Regions from separate parts of the Mus musculus genome. Here all the other regions are linked to region 2. A link is a loop called in an ENCODE intact Hi-C map of the cell type or tissue named here. Cell type or tissue: heart. All regions are shown on one strand.

Region 1 (8,000 bases), 1.2 Mb before region 2:
TGGCTAAATGTGCAATTAAATAGAACCCAAGTGGCTGACTACACCTGGGAGGGATTTTTATTAAACTGGGCCATTACCAGTAGGGAGACTTTAAATCCACATCACTTGAGGTCAGAGGACCCACCCTAATTCTGGGCCATACCTTCTGGTGGCGGCCTATGTAAAGAACAAGAATGGAAGAAGCTTTGACTCTGCCTGCTCACCCTCAGTTTTGTTTCAATGGAAGCCTACTTATATGGGATCTGATACTTACTGAAGACCAGCAGAGATATCCAGCCTTGTGGACAAAGCAAACTACTGGCTTCTTGGACTAAGGAACTCTAATAAATCCCTTGGAATTTTACATATATATATATATTTTACATATTTATATGTATATAAATATGTAAAATATAATATATATATATATATAAACTCTTCATTCATTCTATCAGTTTTCCCCTCTCTAGGGAACCCTGATTAATATGGAGAGAAAAGGCATTAAGAGAGTCTTAATCAGCTGCAAACTCTATGAATTGTAATGTTAACCTGCCAGACAATGCTCACTGGTGCAAAAGTGATGATTGTTATGGAGTGGTGAATGAAACACCCTAGAAAGAAACTGAGCCTTCAGCTGCACCTCTGCAAGGATGATTAACTGACTAGCACTTCAATGATTGTGGAGAGGTCCAGAGCCAATAGCATTTATCTTGAGCCATTTAGTCCCCTAAACAGGTCTGTGTCTGATCTTACAGTTGGTGACTATCAGATACCTTTGGAATGTACTAACTTAACAAAACCCCTGAGTATCATTGGATAGCATATGAGGTCTATAGCTGAGATTTTTCCTCTGTGCTGTAAATGCCAACTTAATTGTTTTTACCAATGTATTTTTAAAATGCTTGATTTACATCTCCTTTTGTTTTACTACTGTATGTTACCATGTTGTAACATGGAATTTTGGGTAATCAAAATCAATGTTCCCAGGCTGTACTCGTTCATATTTTTTTTAGCTTCAAAGTCAACTATTTCTTATTCCATTCGCAAAAGAGAGTGATGTTTTTGTGTTAACAGGGTAGCCAGCTAGTCTCTGATTAGACTTGAGGTCCACTCCACAGGAGGGGATTCATGCCTGGCACAGTTATCCCAGTAAAAAACAATGCCAGCAGGTCTTAGGCCCTAGGTGGAAACTTCCTATTGTATAGCTGCCTTCTAATATTTACTTCTATAGTAAATTATACCCATAGACAAATACTAATCTTAGCCTTAATCAGAGAAACCTTTCTTTCCAGTGAGCAGAATTGAATGCAGAGAGAATTGAATGCAGAGAACCAAGCTGCTCTCCCTGCTGACACTAAGTGATAGCTGAGTGCTGAGCCTTAAACACAACATTTTTTTTTATTTTAATCACCCCTGGTAAGACTTGGGGGAACACTGAGTAAAAGGAGAAGAAATAAAATGTAAGAGCCAGGAGATGAAGCAAAAGTCTTTGAAATGCTACTTCCTGGGCATGACAGCCATTGCAATCAGGATCCCACAGCATCTGAGGCTGCCTCCGTTGGACTTGCACATCTCTAGATCTGACACTAGTCCATTGTAGGTTAGGAAGGAGCCCCCAGAGCCCATCCCCCTGCTGAAATATCGGCTACCTGTAGCTTCTGGACAAGAGTCAGTCCTTGTCTTCAGAGCTGTGCCCATGGATGAATCCACCAAGCTCCAGTTAACAGCTTAAAACCCACGCTCACATAAATGGTCCTGGTTAGAACCAGTGAGCCATAAAACAGAAGGAAAGACATACATGAATATGGGAAAGGGCTTGAAGGCAAGAGGAGTTTAGCAGGGCGGGCGGGAGGGGGGGAGGGTATAAGGGACTTTTGGGATAGCATTTGCAATATAAATGAAGAAAATACCTAATAAAAAATTGGAAAAAGTAAAAAGAAGAAGGAGAAGGTGGAGGATGAGAAGAAGAAGAAGAAGAAGAAGAAGAAGAAGAAGAAGAAGAAGGAGAAGAAGAAGAAGAAGAAGAAGAAGAAGAAGAAGAAGAAGAAGAAGAAGAAGAAGAAGAAGAAGAAGAAGAAGAAGAAGAAGAAGAAAAAGAAGAAGAAGAAGAAGAAGAAGAAGAAGACGACGACGACTGGGGCTACAGCCCAGTGGCAGGATGCTTACCTAGCACTGTAAGATCCTAGATCCAATTCTTAGTATCTTAATAATAAAAACAAAAACCAAAACTAAAGCAAGCAAACCCAGTTTTTACACTTCCAGTGTGTTGCAGGCTGTCAGGGACGGCTATGATCTGCGGTAGCCATCTCTGTCAATTAGGCAGGGCGTGACCCAAACCTGTGCATCCTAGAGACATTCCAATGAGGTACAGGGTGTTTAGGACGACTTAAGCTTATAGCCAGTGTATAACAAGAAGCAAATGTGGAAACAGGAGAGTTTGGGTTCTGAAATGTCCTTCTTCTCCCACTTGGATGAAGCACTTAGGGGTTGGAATCAGATGGCCCCGGCTTGAAGTGCTATATTTCTTATTAGTGGTGTGGCTTTTGACACATCACTAACTGAATCTCAGTTTTCTCATTTTCAAAATAGACTATTCCTACCTTTAGGCTAGATGTGAAGGAGTCCATGTATGTAAAATAAACAAAACAGCTGAACACATGGACTCTACAGTAGGTAGGTGCTCAACACATAACAACCTGGAAAAAAAAAACTACTCTCCCTCTTTGTAATTATTTCTACACTTTTTTTTCATTAAATTTTTTTTTTGGAAACAAGGTGTCATATAAAGCCTTGTAATCTGTAGGCATCCTTCCCCCCACCTTCTGATGCTGGGGTTACAGGCATAAAGCCCTGCTTTGTTCCTACACTTAAAGGTGCAATGATGAGTCATGTGACTTTCTGGCCTGTTTAATGATGTTACATATCCCTGTTTAACTATGGTTCCTGTGCTGGTGTTTGTGTGTGTGTGTGTGTGTGTGTGTGTGTGTGTGTGTTTGTGCATGTATGGTAATGCATATGCACACCTATATGTGTGTGTCTCTATATTTCTGGGTTGTATCAGTAGGACACAGAGAACCTATGTGACTGGAAGCTGACTCATGACCGTTAAGCTGATGCAGGGGATTCTAGCATTGTGAGATAGTTGAAGCCAGAAGCACAGGTTGTTGCTTTCCAACTATCCCCAACTTGAAGACCTGGGAGGTCTGGGACAATTCCTTCTAGCAAACACAACTCTGGAGTCAACTTTTTTTTTTTTTAAGTGGACTTTATTTGCAATTAATCATTCATTCTTGAAATATTTTAGAATAGATTAAAACCAGTACATAAAATAAATCTTCACTGTATTTGTTACATTATGGCACAGAATAACTTAACACTTTTATAAATATGTTTCATCAGTGCACAAAATGGGAGAAGAACCCTTTTGCTAAAAGCAGCCCGGTAGCAGTTTGGACTACAGTAGCATTTTTCAAAACTGACCATGAGATGGCGCTGTGGTCCAATAGATTATGTAAGCTTTAACTGAGTTTTTCTTAAATATGGCGTTGAATCCCTTAAGTCTAGTAGACTCTATCAATCAACTTAAAGAAGAGTGAAGTTTGTTACTCTTTTAATAATATTGACTAGAAGTGAATCCTTTCATCATGGATCCATAAATCATTCAATGGTTATTTTTTTCTCCCCTCCTGGGGAGAGGAGTATATCTAAGAAGCCATAGATGTCTAGAAGTACCAGACTAAAGAGAGGCCTAAAGTTATCATTCAACTTCAGATTAATAAACTGAATATAGACATTTGTTTTCAACACCCTGATAGAATGGTGTTAAAATCTTTCCTTATATTAAAGCATCTTCCAGTTTATTTAAAGTGTACCTCTGTTACACAGTAACCTCCTTTGGCCGTCATGGAAGGTCATGGGAATATTAGAACATTAATTCACATTTAGATCAACATGATTCAAACATGCACATGTGTATGTTTTCACCACTTGCTCTTCTTCATATAAATATATAAATGTTGAATAAAGTGCATGGAACATGTCTGTACATATATATACAGGTACACGTTTTCTTATATACCCTTTAAGAGATAGTTACAGAGAGGGAAAAGCCACATACACACTGGTAATATATGTGTAGTCAAAAGACACCTTTCAGCGGGGTTTCTGTTCATTCTGATGAAGAGTAAGTTCATGGAATTAGAATCTGCACCCGTTCCTTCATACGTATTGGCATGTGCAGAGTTTCAAACTAAGGCAAAACACATTAGAACAGGCTTCTTAACACTTCTATTTTTTATTAGTCAGTATAGTCTAATCACTAAGGACTAACTTCTTTCAAGTATAACCTTGGGACTGGTGACATGTTATAAATTTTAGACCTGAAGCCATGACCTTCATTCAAAGTGTCTGTAAAGACATACTTAGGAAAACCTTAATTTCCAACTTACACGATGAAGTTTTCTACATGCTTTAGTTCCTAAACCTGTAACATTTCCCAAAGGCTTGCAACAAAACACCTTTGTAGCCAATAAGGATGTTTCAGCCTTTTACTCTGTCTCAACAGTAATGTGCAATTCACCGGTGTGTCACAGTGTCATGGTGGATTCACTATAACTGGCCTTAGTCTGTAGTAGCCATTTCTACTGAACGTTATGGTAGCTGATACTTGCCTTTTGACTGGAAGCTAGTGTCTGTCAGAGCAAAATGAATGTAGTTTTAGAGGGAAGCAACAAAAATATTGCTTTTAACCTTGTATTTATAAATTGGACCCAATTTGTGGTGTTTATTTTTATGCATTACATGCAATCTTTGATTCAATTGATATTTTCCCATTTCCTTGTTTCCTTGGCAAATATCTATAACCAATGAGAATTATTAAAAAAAATTCTCAAGAGTTGATACAAACTCTTTTCTGAATCAGGTAAGGAAAAAATTGAACTGGTTGATTCTGAAAATGAATCTATATACTTTTTTTTGATAACAACCAATTAAGTTGTCATTTTTAATGCAAAAATCTTATATATCTTTTTTTAAATATCCTTATTAACTAAGAAACTGCTCCACTCATAAGATACAGTCAACAGATCACTGTGGAACCAAGCTAACCCATTTTTATAAATAATATAAATACATTAATCTAAAAGTATCATTAAAAAACCCTATATTTATTTAGTTTGGAGACAGAGTCTCTCATGCAGTCCACATTGGCCTCATACTAGATAAATAGCTGAGGGTGACTGAATTCCTGATCCTCTCGCCTGCACTTCCTAAGTGCTAGGATTACAGCCATGCACCGTGGTGCCTGTTATGTTATGTTATGTTATGTTATGTAGTGTTGGGCATCCACACTAGGATTTCCTGCATGTTAGGCAAGCACTCTTTTATCAACTGGGCTACGTTGCCAGCTCTTTGAAAACACCAGTTTTACCTGATAACTGTCAATATGAAAGTCACTTGAGTTTTACAGAAATAACCTAAGAAGCTACTGCTAACAGCGAGAAACCTGAGTTTAATGTTCAGCTGTGACAGTCAACTCTTTGTACTGGTCACTGCTCAAAGGGCGCATGCGCAACACAGTCATTTCCCTAGTGAGTTACCAAATACCTCCGGGATGCTGTTTCTTTGAAGCGAGTTCTAGAACTGTACTTGGAAAAGTAGAATTACCCTTTGATAGTTTACAGAGAAGAAAAATATACGAAATAAGACCACATTGCAAATTCAGGTAAAGCCCAAGAAGTAGAAGAGAAAGCAGCGAGTTATTGAATAACATTTAAGACCCTTCCACGTCTGAGAATTAATGACAAATGCAGCAAATGCCAGCGGTCTTGTGAACATTTCAAAATGGCATCTATGAAAAAAGCAAGAATGAAAAATATCGTCAAGTATTTCAATGAATTGTATTAGCAATACAAATGTCATAATACTGTCTATTTTTCTTTTCAAAATATATGTTGTGGTGAATTTGAAACACTCATTTTTGTTTTTAAAGAGGCTATTCATTATTTTCAGTATTTATAGCTATTTTTATATACAACAATATGTCACCAACTTACTCCCATGCTACCCATCAACAACATGGCAGCCCGGTTTCTATTTGACAATAGAAGTTAATTAGATGGATTTTATGCCTCATTACAATTGTACAATAAAGGCCAATGATTTTAAAGATCTCATTGGCAATGTTAAAAGCATCACAACACTCCTAGTTCAAATGCTGTCCGGACATTATAGTTGGTCCACTGGAGTAGTCTAATTTGATCTGAGCCTCCTTATCCTGCCCCCACACACGTGGGTGTAAACTTGTTCACACACCCTGGGCAATCGTCCCAGCATCCGGTCCATCACACACAGCTAACCTTTTCATTCACGGTTTCAATATTGTCTGTACACATCTCTTCCGAGTGTTGGTTCCCTAGTGTAACCATGGAGCAGTCATTAGCTGTCGGCTCAGCATCTTCCTGTGAGTTCTTTTTTTGTCCCACCTGGAGCTGACTAGACTTGTAGGCCAATGTTGGTATAGTGTTCACTAAAATTAACTGCAGCGGCTTTCTGTTCTCCTTGTACTGGCACTGAATGTACCGTGAGAAGGCGGACCTATAAGTTTTATTGAACAACGTATATACCAGTGGGTTGACGGCTGAGGAGAGATAACCAATCCAGACAAACACATTGAGCAGGGCTCCAATGACATTTTCATTGCAGGATTCTTTGCAGATGACGGCCATGATATTGGTGATGAAGAATGGGCACCACATTACAACAAACAGAAAGAACACGATGCCCAGCACCTTGCATGCTTTTTGCTCGTTGCTGATGGACTGCATCGTCCTTCGGCCTGCGTAGGAGCCTGGCTCTCTGTGGATGGACCGCTGGAAGAGCTTTTCTGATGACAGAGAACTCTGAGGGAGGAAGCTGAAGGAGGATAATTTGGCCCGAGTGCTGAGGTCACTCACACACAAGGTGGCTTCTTTCTGAAGTGACTTGATAGTCAGGAAGTAGGTGATCACCATGATGGTTAGGGGGATGAAAAATGCCACAAAAGAGCCTATGAGGACAAAGTTGTCATCGGCGAGCAGGCAGCTCCCTTCCTTAAAGACCTTCGAATCATCCTGTAGCCCGAAGACTGGGATTGGCATGGATATACCTGAAAAAGGATGAAAAGTGAGACAGACCATCAAGGGACTGAGACTATGAAGGTACAAGCATCACCACTTAATGCCTGGTCAAGAAAGTGATGCCAACTTACTTTAAGAGTATTACTTCAATGAAGATTGGGCTAATTCTTATTCTATATTTTTTCGAATTATATTATTTTTTACTTATTAACTGGCAAAAACACATGCAGAGGCAAAGTGAAACAAATACAAATGACCGCTAACACCATCATCTAGAGATCAACAGACTAACCGCAGGGACAGTTTAACATGTATCACACACATGACACATGCAGGAACATATGCACGCATGTACTCCCCCCCCCACGTACCCACACACGCACGCGCTCACACACATATGTACTCGTGCACACACTGGGCAAGAGGACAAGGGTCTAGTTTATCTACTTTTTTTTTTAACTTCCCACTTCATATTATACTATCAGCATTCACGACTTCTTCTGTAAACTTATAAGCCTAACATCTTTGCTTTCTAACAAATTTGAAAAATATAAAAAGGTAACAGTGAGTAAAGGAAAATCGCACTTATTCTCACCACCAAGGTGCCTAGGTTACTTTTGTTTGCACAGAACTTTCTGTGCAGTTTTAGGTCTCCCTATGGCATTAAGTATTTATGATAAAACGTGTGCTTGTTGAGACAGGGTCTGATACTAGCCTGGGATAACCTCAGACTCACATTGATCCTGCTTCAGCTTCTTGAATGACATGAGCCACTATGGCCATTTTTAAAGTTGAACATATTCTAAACTACTTTTGAAAGACATTTTCCAATATTAATTTCAAGTAAGTCAAATGAACTTGGGTTAGTTTTATAAAGTTTTTACTTTGGAAAAATTCTTACATCTG
Region 2 (8,000 bases):
GGAAGAAGGAAGTTTGTGACCTAAAGAGGAACCAGAGTAGATACTTAGAACTATAGATAGCTGAGTTACACCCATACACAAGTATTTACAATGGCCTAGGGGGGAGGTAGACTATACAATAGACTAGAGTAGGAAATATGACAAGGGCACAAAGCCCTTGCCCTTGGCTTCTAAGATTAAGTGGACCTTAGGTGAAGCTGTTTTTGATCCCAGTTGTTAACATTGAATTTTATGCCAGTTTGTTCCCACCAGTCCTTCCGTGTTTGCATTCCTGTTTTGTGTAAGAATCCAGTAACCTCTTTGTACCTTGCTAGTTTGTCACTCAACTTCCCTATTTCCTTCTGTATAAAAAGTTTGATGCTGGATTTGACAAATTACATTCAGATCCACATTCCCTTGTGTCTGTCTGTCAATTCCCACCGACTCCTTGTCCACCTGCAACCAGAGACCCATTCCACGCAGACAGGGACCAAAGAGGGTCTGCGGCACCTCACTTCATGACTTTTCTGCAAGTTCGATTTGGGCTTTTAAAAAATGCTAGATATACTGAGGCTTAATACACATGTAGCAAATTCCCTCTTTATATAACAAAGTCTTTTGAGTTAAAACACACAGTCATGTTACTAACATCATAGTTTATACATAGACATTTCAATATACTGGAAAAAATCTCTCCAGTTTGTTATTTTTGTTGTTGTTGTGAAAGGAAATAAAACTTGAGACCTGTGGTTCATGTAATTTATGTCAAATAGCCCAAAGAGTTGTTTGTGAGCTTTGAAACCTGGGGCCGAGAACATAGCAGAACAGGCCAGGTCATGCCCGGGCAGGCCCGTCATTACATGTCCTGACTGGCCTAGTGCCTCCCTATCTCCCACCCTTTGGACAGTCTGTTGATGTTTAAATGGACCAATCATGTAAAACCACACCAATCCCTCCCCAGCCCCACCCCTTTTCTATAAAAGTCCCTAGCTTCCAAGCCTCAGGGTCGAAACCACTGTCTCCTGTGTGAGATATGTTTCGAACAGGAGCTCCGCCATTATGGCTCCACCATGTGGTCAACACCTCTGTCTCCTGTGGGAGATATGTGTCGGCCCGGAGCTCCGTCATTAAACTACCTCATGCTTTTACATCAAGATGGTTGTCTGTTCGTGATTCCTGGGTGCGGGCCAAACGGATATTGAGTGGGGGTTTCCCCACTAGGTTCTTTCAGTTGTTTGCAGTTACCTCTCCCTGTAATTAAAGCCTCAGGCAAACACTGATCTATTGGCTCTGGCTATTGGCTGTTTAGTCTATTTCAGATTACCCTCTAAGTGGAATTATCCAGCTTCTGTATCTAATTTTTTTCATATAGCATAAAGCAATTGAGATTTGCCTACACAGTTGATGGTATCCACACAGTGTTCCTTGTTTCTCAGCAATTTTCCATTTATGAATGTGCCATAGTTAATTTATTTATTCACCATTAGGGTAACATTTACTAATTATAAATTAAGTTACTGCAATATTTCCACACATATCTTTGTATTAACATACACTTTCATTTGTCTCAGTCCATTATCTAGTAGTGGAATCATCAAGTTGTATCACACAAATATACTTGCTTTTTATGAAACACAGTATGCTTTCCAAAGTGGTTGTTCCATTTTGCACTTTGACCAAAATTAGCCAGACCCAAAGGCTATGCAGCCCAATGAACCCCTGTCCTGTCAGAGCAGCAATTCCTAGGCCATGGAGCTCCATGCTGGGCTTCACATCTTCCCAATCAAATGCACTTCTCTGCCACCACAAACCTGGGAATCCACGGCAGGAAAGAACTAGAAAAACAACTCGCCTTATTTTCTCTTTTCTACCTTCCCGGTCCTTTACCCTCACTCAGCCCTTCCTTGTCTCCCCTTCTTTTGCCGCTCACTGTCCCTCGATGTAATTTGTTTACAAATATACAGATATACTGTAGGCCACAATCCGCACTTAAGGAAGAACATGCAGAGGTTTTCTTCTTTCTGAGACTGTGTGACCTTGCTTAATGTTATACATTCCAAGCCATTCCATTTTTTTCTGCCAAAATATAAATTTCATTTTTCTTTAGACCTGAATAAAATCCATGTTATATATTGTCTCAGTTAGGGTTTCCATTGCTGTGAAGAGACACCATGACTAAGGCAACTCTTATAAAAGATGACATTTAATTGGGGCAGGCTTACAAGTTCAGAGGTTCAGCACATTATCATTATGGCAGGAAACATGGCAGTGTCCAGGTGTACATGGTGCTAAAGGAGCTGAGAGCTCTGCATTTTGCTCTAATTACAGTCAAGAGATATTGTTTTCCAGTAAGTTAGGAGGGGGTGGGTCTATATTTAATTTTTTGAGAAACCACCACACTTATTTCCATAATGTCTGTGTTAGTTTGCTCCCCTCAACACTGAATAAGGGTTCTTCTCTCTCCACAACTTTTCCAACATTTGTTGTCAGATCTCTTGATGATAGCCATTCTGACTGGGGTAAGATGGTATCTTGCCCAGAGTTTCTATTCCTGCACAAACAGCATGGCCAAGAAGCAAGTTGGGGAGGAAAGGGTTTATTCAGCTTACACTTCCAAATTGCTGTTCATCACTACAGGAAGTCAGGACAGGAACTCAAGCAGGTCAGGAAGCAGGAGCTGATGCAGAGGCCATGGAGGGATCTTTCTTACTGGCTTGCTCAAGTTGCTTTCTTATAGAACCCAAGACTACCAGCCCAGAGATGACACCACCCATGGTGGGCCCTCATGCCTTGATCACCAACTGAGAAAATGCCCCACAGCTGGATCTCATGGAGTCACTTCCCCAACTGAAGCTCCTTTCTCTGTGATAACTCCAGCCTGTGTCAAGTTGACACCCAAAACCAGCCAGTACAGATGGCATCTCAATTCCTCAATGGAGATAGTCAACACTTTTAAAAATAGTTATTATTTTTGTTTCTCGTTTTAAACTGTCTATTCATTTGCACATTCGTTGATTGGCAAAACTTAGGACTTTGCTAAGCATACCTAATGGATACTGAAACTTTCTAATGGATTACTATGGTAGTTTAAATATGCTTGGCCCAGGGAGGTGTGTCCTTGTTGGAGTGGTTGTGGCCTTTTTGGAGGAAGTGTGTCGCTGTGGGAGATGGGCTTTGAGATACTTCTCCCAGTTGCTGTTTGAATCTTTTCCTGTTTGAATTTAGAACAAGATATACAACTCTTACCTCCTCCAGTGCCACGACTGCCTGGATGCTGCCATGCTTCCTGCATTGATTATAATGGACTGAACCTCTGGACCTACAAGCAAGCACCAATTAAATGTTGTCCTTTATAAGAGTTGCCTTGGTCATAATGTCTCTTCACAGCAACGGAAACCCTCACTAAGACAATTACTTAGGATACAAATTAAGTATACACTCAGATATATGTGTGGAAATATAAAAACTAACATTTCAAAGAGTTAAAGCTGTCTCTGGAAGCAGGGCTAAAAGGGATAGTGTCTGTCCTTGGGCAGTTTTGTACTATTGGGTTTCTAAAATTATGCACACATTAGTAGAAATAAAGTAATACTTTTAAAGTAAACCCACCCGTCCAAAGATTTAAGATGTCAATCTTGTTACAGCTGATTTCCCCAAGTTTTTCTTTTCATATTTCAGTTTTAGTTGATGTATATTTTTATCTACTATAATTTGTTTTTCTCTAAAATATGAATTTATCCTAAAGAAACTTAATTAGTCTCATTTACTTCCCCAAATCATCTTTCAGTACTCTTATGTTAGTTATTTATATGGTTGTTTCTGCATGATCTATGCACCAGGCGACAGGTGATTCGTGAGACACAACACTCAGCGAGCAATCAGCGAGGCTCCTGCCGGTTCCCGTACAGCTTCAACGTCACTTCCGGGGTCAGCCAAATGCTATGGCCGCTAACGCAGAGCCGAGGCGGCGGCCAGGAGTTGGGGTCGGCGTGGTGGTGCTGAGCTGCGAGCATCCTCGCTGCGTCCTTCTGGGGAAAAGGAAAGGATCGTTTGGAGCCGGCAGTTTCCAGCTTCCTGGGGGCCATTTGGAATTCGGGTGAGCAGGACGACCTCCGGGAAGCGGAAGCTTCGGGAATATCACTAGTCCGCACGCCATTCTCGGTCCGTGTGACGCGCTTCAGTGCGCAGTTGAGTTCCGCGAGCTCTCTACGGCCCCGGTGTCCTCCGGGATCCAGCCAGGAGGGGGTGCTGTGCCAGTACCCGGGCCCCGTTAGTCCTCGCTCTGCCCTCTCCTGGCTGCAAGTGGAAGTCGTTTGTATTTCTTAGTGTTTACAGAGAAAGTGGATGTTAACTGGGACTTTTCCTTTTGCCCCATGAGATTTAAATATATCAGAGTTTTGTGAGGCTGGCCCCGCCGCTTCTGCGATGTGGATGTGTCAGTCCCACAAAGGGGGAAGGGTAGCTAAGTCAGTTTCTGTGCAATCGTGAAGAAACCCTGGCTCTGCTCAAAAATGTGTTCTAATCCGAGAGTGTGCCTTAAAATACAATAAAAGTATCTAAGACATCCAGATTCGGTGTGATTTCCTTTAGTCTTGTATAGTAATATAAAATAATGTAGTGTTATAAAACACTTGGAAGGTAAAGCTTCAAGCCTTCCTACGCCTTATCTAACAAGCACCATACTTGATTCTGTAGACAATTTCAAAGGAAATCTGAGACTTCCTATTATGTAATTATCTGGGTCACTATTATCTAATAGGCTTATTTAGTTATAAGAGACCGAGATCTGCCTGCCTCAGTTTTCTGAGTGTTGGGATTATGGCGTGATGGATTCACTGGATGGAGGAGCCTCTCACTGGCTCTCCATGACAGGGAAACATTACCAGGCTGACAACTTCCTTCCTCTTGATGGTAACCTGTACTTTCCTATGTGGCCTGGAAGTACAAGTGTTGCATGCCCCTTAATGCTAATCATCTCTTTCTCTGTTGCCTAATTGCCTCAATTTTTAGGCTTAAACTGGAATTTTGAAGCATAAGGAAGGCATTTAATGCACTTTCAAAACACAACCCGAAAGGAACATTAATTAATGTTTCTTTTTTTCCTGGGTACAGTTGACTCAGAAGCCTGGGTTTTGTTGTTGTTGGGTTGTTTTTTATTGTTGTTTGTTTGTTTGGTTGGTTGGTTTTGTTTTGGGTTTTGGGGAGTGGTTTTTGTTGGGTTTTGTTTTTGTTTTTAGAAATAGGGTTTCTCTGTACAGTCTTGGATGTCCTGGAATTCCCTCTGTAGACCAATCTGGCCTCAAACTCACAGAGGTTCACCAGGCTCTGCCTCTAAAGTACTCGGACTAAAGGCGTGTACCACCACCACCCAGAGAAAGCCTGGGTTCTTACCTGACACACTAAACTGCACCCTTGCTGCCTAAGTCTATCTCCAGACCTAGGAATTAATGCTGTTGTTAAGTGTTAATTTTTGCATAACCTAAAGCTCTTTGGGTCTTCAAATCACTAAATATAGAATATGCATAATGTCAAGATGGAAGATTTTTTTTTAATCAGTCTAAAGCATAAACTAATTACCATTGCTTTTACTGTATACCATAATTTTCCTACCAGGACTCTCACCTCATGTGTACACTAAGCAGGCTGTGTTTCTTTTTCCAGTGAGACCTGGGAAGAATGCGCTCAGAGAGAAACCTGGGAAGAAGCTGGGCTTCACCTGAAAAATGTGTGCTTTGCCTCCGTGGTAAATTCTTTTGTTGAGAAGGAGAATTACCATTATGTTACCATATTAATGAAAGGAGAGGTGGATATGACTCATGATTCGGAGCCGAGGAATATGGAGCCTGAAAAGAATGAAAGTAAGAGAATCAGATACAATAACGTATTATTCTTCAGAGAAGCATGGTTAGAGTATCATTGCCATATGAAGAGAATCGGATTCTCTTTGTGTCTATGACCTCGAAAGTTCCTGTGTTGGAGCTAAGAAGGTGACTTTAACCCCAGCACTTGGGGAATAGTAGGGAGAGACAGAAAGATCTCTGGGAGTTTGAGGTCACTGGTTTACATAGAAAGTTCCAGGCTAGCTAGGTCTATGTAGAGACACAATCTCAAAAAGAGACAAAAACCAAAAACCTATGTTGAAATTCCAGTCTTGGGGTGATGGTGACGGGGCCTGGGCTTTGCTGATTCTGGGCCCTTAGTGAGATGGAATGTCCTGGAGGAGCTGCAACAGACGCTTCTCACCTCCTTACCCCTCAGCAGGACTGAGGCAGAGTGAGAAGGACCAGGTGCAGTCTTCAGAGGCTCACCTGCCATGTGCAGATGCTCTGAACTTCCCATTACCTCCCAAAATGGCAGCGGCAGCGGCGGTGGCTAGGATCCACTGTTCACCACAGGACTGAATGAAGCACTGCCTAACAGGCCACAAATGGAATTAGTGCTCACATGAACGAGACCCCAGAGAGATCCTCACCACGTCCTCCATGTGAGGATACAGGAGGAGTATGGCTGTCCCATGAGCTAGGAAATGGGCCCTTACCAGACATCACGTCTGGCCAGCATCTTGATCTTAGACTTTCAATCTGCAGAATTATGTGAAATGAAAGTCTGCCGGCTGTCCTGTTAGAGCAGCGCAGAGACAATGTAGAGATGGGGAGATGTGTAGATCCCAAGGGATGGAAGATACAGATACCTGTGCTCCTGTCATGGTTCTTGCACTGTCGCTGTGATTTAGGGCACAGTGAAACCACCATGTTGGAGTACTCCATGGCTAGAAAGAAAGGCTCATCTGGGAAATTGAAAGATGCTATGGATGTCTTGGGGTTGGGGGAAGCATGGACTCGAAACGTACAACACAGAATAGTGAAAGGCGGGGAAAGCCTTGGCAGTTTTAAAGAACTAGTCTGTGCTGGGATGAAGCCTGTAAGCCAGACATCCTGGAAGTTTAGCGTGGGCGTGGGTTGTAGGGAAGTGGGTGGTCGCTAGCTGTGGGACTTCAATATGTGTTCATAGGTAGCTAGATGCCGTGCTCGCTGTGCTGTGGAGACAGGGCAAATGGAAGCTCTTCCTGGCAGAAACCCAGCTCACAGGTTTTGGAGGAATGCTTATGAGGCTTGAGTGTATCTATCAGCAATCCTGTATCCCTGATGGGCATCTAGCCTGTAATATAGACATAGGCAGTGGCCCCATCTCGGGGGTCCGGTTTGGATCTAACAGTTCTCTGTGAAGTTACTTGGCCAAGTTACTTAATGGTGGGCCGTTTTCCTCATCTGTGAACAGTAGACACCTCAGATGAGTTCAGTCAGGACTGAATGCTTTGCTACATGAGACCCTGTCTCAAACAAAGAAACAAGAAACACTCCACTGTTTTCTTGGTCACCTTTCTCTTCCCAAGCTCTTCATTCTAAATGTGGGTTTTATTTGTCCAGCAAATGCCTTGCTTTCTGCCGCTTCTGCGTACTGACTGTCAGTTTCCCTTCTAGGTTGGGAGTGGGTTCCATGGGAAGAATTCCCTCCCTTAGACCAGCTTTTCTGGGCTCTCCGCTGTCTAAAAGAGCAAGGTTATGACCCATTTAAAGAGGACCTGAACCACCTGGAAGGGTACCGAGGAGAGCACCTTGAAAGGACCACGAAGACTCCTTGATTAAAAACAAAGTCTTCAGGAAATGAAAACTTCTGTTTCAGGACAACTCGATTTTATCCATAGAGCCACGTGGTCACCAGTTTATCTGCAGTCTCCTGATATAACTCAAGAACCTTAAGAAACTCTTCCTGGGGTGTGCCGCTGAATTGTCCTGGTGGCATAGAATAAGGTGTGTAAGGAGCTTGCAGTTCATTATCTGCACTTCTGCATGGCTTCCGCTGTCCGCTGCATGGAGGCGAGCGTAATAGATTGCCTTGTGCTAGTTCAAACAGAGGTCGGAACTCAAATATGGCCATTCAAGTTCAAAAGCAAGGCGCCTACTGCCAAGTTCATCAAGCTTGATGTTTTCCTTTTCCCTTTCAGCCACTTGAAAAGAACT
Region 3 (8,000 bases), 1.1 Mb before region 2:
TTTGCTAACTCTGAGTTTTACTCTTGTAAGTTTCTCCATGTTCTGACTGAAAACTACAGGGCATCTTGGTGAGCGGATGGAGAAGTTGACTAATTGAATTACAGTATTTATTTTACAAAACATGTATAGGTTCAATCACCACAGTGTGCATTTTGAAATCAGTTTCATTTGTTGACTATACACGATTAAAAAAACAAAACAAGACAAAACAACAGGAAACAATTCCAGTTGGACTAAGGATCCAAGCATAAATCCACAAACTGAAACCTCAAACCCAAAAACAAAACAGTAGAACCAGAAGCAAGAGCCGAAAAGTCAGCAGGAAGTGAGTCCCGAGCTTCTTCAGGACCCAGGGTAGAACTGACTTTTTGTTTTTAGCATTTCTTATCTGATTGTTTCTCAGAGCATCATCTCACAGGTAGTTACAAGGTTGGGTGACCTCTAGTTTTCTTAAATTTAAGTGTCTTCTACCACAGTTGGAGAGGTACTTGAATACACACTCTGTCATCTGGTTTACTCTAGCATAACCAAAAGGACAGAGGGATGATCATTCCTGAACACTTCTTTGTAGCGATGTCCATTGGTCAGCATCCTTACAACCATTCTAACCTGTCTCGCTCCTGGGATGACAGCCAGAAAGAGCTAGGGCAGACAGCCTTATTAGGTAGTAGAAAAAGTGCAGATTTTAGAGCTGGATTGGCCTGAGATGACTCTTGGCTCTAAGTGTTTCGATCCTGTGCAAGGGACTTACCCACGAGGTGCTCTGTACAGGACTGGGTCTGTACATTTTTCAGAATAAATGTCTAACTTCTGTTAATGGTGTCACTATGAAGGTTGACAGGGATGGAGAGTTGTTTTGGCCATGGGTAAGGTAACGAACTCTGGGACTGAAGAGATGGCTCTGTGGGTACAAGTCCTTGCTGTACAATGTGAGGGCCAGAGTTAGATTTTCAGCACTCATGTAAATGTGATGGGCTTCCTGTAACCCTAACCCTCAGGAGGCGGAAGCAGAGACAGGATCCCTGGAGCAAAAATAGCTGTCTAGACTGGTCAAATCGACAAGCTCTGGGTTCAGCAAGAGACCCTGACTCATAAAGTATAGATAAACTAAAGAGGGTGCTTGACATCAACATTTGGCCACCACATTGAATATACAGACACATGAACACACACACACACACACACACACACACACACACACACACACACACACACGGAAAGAAAAGCTGATGGGCCACTTCAGTTTATGCTCGGCTAGCAGGACAGTCTATGCAGGGAAGACAGTGTACTTTGCTGCGTGAATTGCACTTGACCCTTTGACCTTGCTTCCTTCTCTGATAATCTGGCTCATGTGGTCCTCAACCGTGGACCTCTCTTAGGAACACCCAGCCGTTTAAACCTAAGAATTCTCCAGAGTGGTGACAAGCAGCTTGGATGGACACCTGCTGGCCGCTTTACCCTCCTGTTCCAGGTGAGGAGGAGTCCTAGGTTGCACAGAACAATGCCATCAGCCTTTTCTTGGATCTGAAGCTGTCAGCTAAGGGAGGTGTGCTACACTCAGCAGAAAGAGGAGGGCTCCGTGCCAGCAGGCTATAGCACTTGTGAGTCAGACCTGTGACCCAGGAAACCACAAGTCCTATTTCCTGAGGTCCCCCGACGCATCAAACAAATACAACGGTATTCATCTGTGCTGCTGACCTCTAGTGATAACTTAAGGCTCAAGGTGAAAAACTGGTGAGGTTTTCCCAAAATGTGCAAAGATGCTGTGTAACCATAACCCGTTGTTGTTACCATCAGAGCCAGAGAGTGCTCACTGTGCTCACACTTGCTGCACACGCCCCTCATTTCCCTTTTAGAACACCCGTTCCTCTTCTACAAAGTGGAGATGACGTCACATTAACTCCTGTTATTAGCAGGAAGGAAACCAAGGAGCACAGACTGTGCTTGCTGATAAGTATTTGAAAAAATCGCTTTTATTTTATGTGTTATGGACGTTTTACCTGCCTGTATGTTTGCACACATGTGTGTTTGCACACATGTGTGTTCCTGATGCACTAAGAGGCCAGAAGAGGGGGATGAATCTCTTGGAACTGGGTGGTGAGTCACCCTTGTAGGAGCTGGAAGCAAGGACAGCGATAGATAGATAGCTCTAATGTTAATGTATCTCTCTGACCCCCATTAATAGGTATTTTAAATTACAAAGTAGTAGGTAGCATTAAATGAGCTCTGGAATTTTAATCTACCATCAAACCCTGCACTCTTTCCAGGAAGTAGATACCCCAAGGGCCTTAGCAAACATAGCGTTTCCCTTTGAGAAGCTTTGAGACTTGACAGCAGGTCTCAGGGAATCTTTGATTACAAACTAAGTATTTTGAGGTGACAGGTAAAATTGACTTTGCTGCCTGAGAGCTGCTCCTTTAGATCCTATTTATAGTGACAGGAGATCAATGCTAGCCAGAGGTAAGTGTGTGTAATCGGGCCTAACAGAAGTGGGTTGGAATCCTTTGGTGTGGATGTCACAGCAGGGAGAAAGGCCACAGAGGTACCAGGCAGCTGCAATGCCCAACCCTTTAAGCCATTTCCCTCTGTCCTCAGCTTCTGCCCCCTTTCTGGATCCTCCTTCAAGGCCAATGCTGTCTGGGTCAAGTGCCCATATTCCTTAGCAATCACAGTCCAGTAACGATAGGTTTCGGGGAGACCCAAGGCTTAGAGTGTTGAGCTCGGATGTGAGAAAGAACACAGGCATTCCTGCCTTAGGATCCGCTGCTGTGCTTTTTCTTACGTGTGCAAAACAATATGGACAGATGCCGTCAGCCATTGGCATCTGCAGCTTCTCCTTTCCTAGAACGACTCCAATAACCATGAAGTGGAGACATACCTTGCAACACATGAAACCACAGACTCAGAGAGTCAGGTTTCACCACAGCCATGTGGAACGTGTCTCCCGGGAAGGGACAGACTCTAGTTTCAGATGCCACCCTGCCAGGTGGTCCAGCTTACCTACGGATATGGTCCACACCGCAATGATTTTCAGGAAGGCTTTGGTTCTGGAGTTGAAGCGGCTATGGTGAATGGGGTTCTGGATAGCCACGTAGCGGTCCAGGGAGATGGCGCAGAGGTGCATGATGGACGCCGTGGAGAAGAGCACATCCAGGTAAATCCAGACGGCACAGAGCTTGCTGGGCAAAGGCCACCGGTACCCTGTGGGGCAGAAGTTTAGCATCAGTGAATAGCTAGCTTCGTGCTTTCTGCAGCGTGTAATCTATACCCCAGGACTTACAACTTGGGGACAGGTAGAGGTGACAGGCAAGGGAACTACAAGAGACTTTCAATATTTAAACCAACAGCCAGTGTGCACTGTGATGGCACGGGCAGGGGAGTGCAGGGTTGAAGGTTTCTGACCTGTGGAATTGCATTAATGAAGGAGGAATTTGCTTTTTCCTCTGGAATGGAGTCTCTCTCACCCTCTACCTGGTCAAAGCCACTTTTATTTAGCAATGTGTCCAAAGTTATGTTCTGAGCCCTTCAATTGATGTTGCCGGTCACATACAGCCTTTATTTATCCACATAATTTTCTTTGGGGTTAGGGTCCCTATAGCTAGTCTAATCTTAGTCACTCTTAGACATGTCCAGTCTCACATAGACAGGCAATTAGTGGCTGTGTGACGAATCGTCTTCAAATCTCTTGAATGTCTTTTTTTATGGTGCACAGTCCCTTAATGTGTCTTATTAAATTTGGGGCATGTGAGAAACATTGAGGATGGTGAAGAATATCAAGGGTATCTGGACTTGGAGCTTTGTCTCAGGGCAGTGCTCAAACTACAGGTGACAGCTGGTTTTCGCAGGTGGCTCCTTAAAATGGAGACCCACCTCTGGCGATTCTGCTTCCGTAAGTCTGGAACAGGCTGGGAAATGTGCATTTTCCAAAAAAAAAAAAAAACAAAACAAAAAAAAAAAACTTAAGAAATCATACTGCTGAGGCTGGTATTGGCACTCAGGGAACAACCCCTGCTTAGGGCAAAGGTGACACTCGCCCCCCTCCGATGTCTCACAATCAAACAGTATAGCTTTGGGCCCATTTAAATCATTCTCTCTGGAGGGTGGCTAGAGATGAAGCCCCAATGTCAAAGGATTTTAAAACTCCCCAGAGTCCAAGGCAGGAAGCTTGGCAGGTTCTCTGCTGCCTGAGATGCCTTGGTGACATAAATGAAGTGCCCTGCTCCTTTCTGAGTGTTTTGGAGAGGACCAGACACTTGGATAGACTGTTGGTTTGTTCTGCTAATGTAAGGAGCAACAATATTACATCTGCCTGCGAATAGGAAGGAAGATTAGAGATCAGTACTTTCTTTAGGATAGTTTAGAGCTCAGGCTAAGCAGACCCTCCTTTTGCACAAGTCTTATTTCTACCTTGCTGCCTCCAGGGGTATTCAGAAAAGGAAAGGATGCTGGACCTAAATCTAATCCCAAATCTTCTAGCTTTAGTCTCAGGAAAGAAACTTCTCCCCTTAAAGTTTCTTACCAAAGGGTAAGAAGAGAATATTTGTGCAAGACAGGTTTGTGAATTGTGTGCTAGGGCCAGCCTGGCTAAGTGTCAACTAGACTCTAGGCTGCATCCCCAGAAGTCGTCACTAGGGGGCAGCCTTGTACCCCGAGCTGAGTCCAGGGACCTGCTGCACTTCCTACGTGGCCAGGATTACCCCTGCTGCCCAGCAGGTCCCTCTGCCTTCCTGCTGTGGTTTGGGTTCTTGCAGAGTCACCCTGCTCACCCCATAGTAGGGTTTGCCTCTGAGGGCTGGCCAGGGTTTTAGGAAGTGAGAGCATCTCTCCCGTGGCTGAGAAATGATAAGCAAATTTAATGGAATTATTTGGGTGTGTCATTTGAATGGTCAAGCCGGGGCAAATGGATGCTTGCTACTCCTGGCTTGCTTCCTTCTTCCTTGAAGCTTTTCGGGGCTGGATGGACATGTTCATATTGTAGCCTCTAGGACTTGGCCAGAAAATTCCCCTGTAAAGGTGAATTTTAGGGAAAACTGCCTGTAGTTCGGGTGACTGCCAAGGGCATGTGCCAGTAGTGCGAATATTCTTTCATTTGCTCATTGTTAGGAGGGATCCGGCTGTATTAGTCACACTTTGAAAGAGTCTCACATTCTGCCCCTCCATGAAAGCCATCCCAGTGTTTGCTGACTTCCTGGGAAGTTTGACACTGTCAAACCGTAGCAAGGAAAGCAAGACTGAGAGCTTTCAGTTTGTTTTCCACCCTCCAAAACCAGACAGGAGTTTATGTGTGTGCATTTTTTAAAGAATAACTCAAAGGTTTTCTTAGATATTGTCTTCTCTGGGCTTGGGGGGGGGGAGGGGGCAATTAAAACCAGAGTAATTCATTTATTCTAATGGAGACTCTGAATATTTTAACATTAAACCCACTCCTCCAGCACTAATGCTCTCTCTGCAAATGTTCCAAGGTAATTGGGAAGGTTTTACCACTCCATTAGAAGTGCTGAGAACCCGGTGAGAAACAGAAAACTGTTCTGTCCCGAGGCTGGCAAATAAAAGCAGGAAAAAAATCGCATGGGCACAGAATGACAGCTAAATTATGCTCACAGAGTATTGGAATACAGGTAATAATTTCTCTACAAAGATGTATCCATTCTAAGACACACAACTCACCAATGACCAGGTACTAGGCTGTCTGACTTTTTTTTTTCTCTCAAGAAAAATAAAATTTTAAGACTAAAACAAAGTTTCCTGTCTATTTCTCTCCTGGAGCCCCAGTCCCTCCACTAACAGCATGCACAAGCTCTTTGGGACTATGGTGAGGACAGCTGACATGCTAACACCACTCACCATACAGGATGGTTAACATGGACACGGGCATGACAAGGAAACCCAGCAGCATATCAGCTATGGCAAGTGACATCAGGAAATAGTTGGTGGCATTCTGCAGCTTTTTCTCTAGGGACACTGCCATGATGACCAGTATGTTTCCCGCAATGGTGAGAATAATCACGACAGTTGTCAATAAAGCAGACCAGTTTTTTTCCTGGAGATGAAGAATGGAGAGGCATGTCGGTGGGAGGTACCCTTCGCAGGAGAGGTTGGTTCTGTTTTCAGCATCAATTGTCCAGTTCGAGGCTTCGGAAGTGTTAGCATCCCTGGAGTTGAAGTCATTAGGGTAGAGCCTCGAGTCGTCACCTAATTGCATTAAGGAGTTTGGAATTGAGCTCAGGGAGATATTGTCTTCACAGAGAATTTCCATGTCTAAGCCGGAAGTTGTAGCAGATGAAGTGTGGAGAGACTAGCGAGTCATAGCCGGGGCTCACCATTCATCTTTACGTCCTGGAGCTAGGGCATGCTGAAGCGGAGACCTGTGTGGCTCCTCTGGCTGCTTTCTCCTCTTCCATAGTAAGAGTTACAGAAGTGTGATGGCTCTTGATTATGCCTCGCTTCACAGTGCTAGGGAGAGTCCACGGCGGAGCTGTAAGTTCTCACGGAAGCAAAGGCAAAAAAAGCAGTGTGGAGCATTTGGAGACACAAACGTGTTCCTGGTTAAGGAAGAAAAGTTTTGTATCCGGTGAGAATCTTTCAGCCAATTCTCGGGTTGGATATGCTGCTTTCAAGAGTTCAGCCATCACAAAGTTAAAACAGCATGAGATCCAAAACGAGGAGGGAGGGCTGTGTGCCCTCTATATTAATTAAGGAAGTCAATTAAAAATCCACGCAATGTTAATGCCATCATAAGGGTTAACCCTTTTTAGTCTCAGGCAGAATCGCCGCAGCGATGGTCAGGAATTTCAGCTTGTATCTCTGGCTCAGTTAACGAAAGGAAAACGCATCCCGAAGCGCAGCAGAGAACTTTCCACATCAGAAATTCTCGCGGCAATGACGGCATTCTAGCCAAGCGTGACTTTAAGCAGAAAGAAAATCCCACAGCAGTAAAGGACAGCAGCCGAGGAACTTACATTCATTGTCGCCAGGGTCCGCTATCCTGTGACTTGCCTGTCGCATGGTGACTAGGCCAGTGTGGAATCCCCTCTCTTTGAGCTTCTAGCAGCATAAGATGATAGTAATTTGATTTCTGTTTCTGCTGACTTCAAAAACCGCATGCCGGTTCCAGCACGGTTGAAGTCTGTGCTGGCTGCTTCTGCTACTGCTGAGCTTGGTTGGGTCTTCCCTCCCAGAGCCTGGCTGCTTGCTGAGGCGAGCGCACAGAGAGGAATCAGTCACTAGGGAGCCCCTCTCAAAGTCACACAAAAGAGCCGCAGGGAAAGTAGGAAACGCTGTCTGTATCAAGAGGCTCCCGGAGCTCCAAAAGAATAAGCCCCTCCTGGTTGCCTCCTTCCTCAGACCTCCCTCTGTCACTGTGTCATAACCTGCAAGGTGGCAACAGCCAGGAAGGGCGGACCAAACAACCCCCTCCCCCGCGCGCCCCCATTCTTTCTGCTACAGGTTAATTAGGAACCTTTCCTTAAAAAAAGAGAGAACAAGGAGACAGCTTAGGGGACAGCAGGCAGGAGGGGTACATGGCAGTCATATTTTTAGGCTGAGGGGTGAAGAATGAGAAGATAAATAAGGCTAGAAAACGGCATGTCCTGGGATCTGGGAGCATCCAGCACTTCTATCCAAGCCAGTGATGATGTGTCCAGGAGGGATGGCTGACCGTGGCGACATGAGTTCAGAGGAATCAGGAAGTCTGTGGCAATAACTGATAAACTATCAGAACAATTTTTAGTTACTTAAATGCATTTAAGCACACACACTATTGCTATGTGTATGCATCCTGTAACTAGCTTACTTTTCTTCATCTCAAACCTGTCGCCAAGAAATAATGAAAAACTTCATGTTAGAAAATGAAGGGTTTTGTTCTATTTTGTTCTATGTTTTTTTCCCCCAGAAGTGACCCTAATGATAAAGCGACTCACATGCAAAAGAAGCTCTCTCCCAAGTGGTCCTTAAAGGAAGATAGATGCACTCATGACAGATAAGAAAATGGATTACTTTCT

Evidence for each region. Peaks named below come from ENCODE experiments on the same cell type or tissue, not always from the same donor. Only the 100,000 strongest peaks of a DNase experiment are listed, where the experiment ranks them.
Region 1: it touches region 2 in a loop (4-fold over the local background); 11 of 42 quality-filtered maps call a loop at or near these places.
Region 3: it touches region 2 in a loop (4-fold over the local background); 2 of 42 quality-filtered maps call a loop at or near these places.

What each region holds. Positions count from the first base shown.
Region 1 is chr14:74,704,718-74,712,717 of GRCm38, reverse strand. It overlaps Htr2a (5-hydroxytryptamine (serotonin) receptor 2A), which reads right to left. Exons shown (of 3, transcript NM_172812.3): 3 at 5,859-7,123. The coding sequence ends at 6,321. Among named protein-coding and RNA genes, the nearest start is that of Esd, 24 kb to the left of the region's middle. In heart, a CTCF peak has its summit at 3,455 (motif pointing right); no DNase peak of the experiment used is centred here; H3K27me3 peaks cover 310 bases.
Region 2 is chr14:73,521,135-73,529,134 of GRCm38, reverse strand. Nudt15 (nudix (nucleoside diphosphate linked moiety X)-type motif 15) reads left to right here and starts at 3,886. Exons shown (of 3, transcript NM_001360484.1): 1 at 3,886-4,075; 2 at 5,641-5,837; 3 at 7,461-8,000. The coding sequence starts at 3,921. The coding sequence ends at 7,621. It overlaps Gm41209 (a long non-coding RNA gene), which reads right to left and starts at 3,833. Exons shown (of 3, transcript XR_874819.2): 1 at 3,589-3,833; 2 at 3,226-3,298. In heart, a CTCF peak has its summit at 4,238; DNase peaks (open chromatin) are centred at 3,904 and 4,164; H3K4me3 peaks cover 1,567 bases; H3K27ac peaks cover 873 bases.
Region 3 is chr14:74,640,189-74,648,188 of GRCm38, reverse strand. Htr2a (5-hydroxytryptamine (serotonin) receptor 2A) reads right to left here and starts at 7,315. Exons shown (of 3, transcript NM_172812.3): 1 at 5,845-7,315; 2 at 3,001-3,201. The coding sequence starts at 6,256. Gm41210 (a long non-coding RNA gene) reads left to right here and starts at 7,343. Exons shown (of 3, transcript XR_874820.3): 1 at 7,343-8,000. In heart, CTCF peaks have their summits at 4,625 (motif pointing right) and 6,935; DNase peaks (open chromatin) are centred at 1,578, 1,828 and 4,658; H3K4me3 peaks cover 2,172 bases; H3K27ac peaks cover 1,377 bases; H3K27me3 peaks cover 356 bases.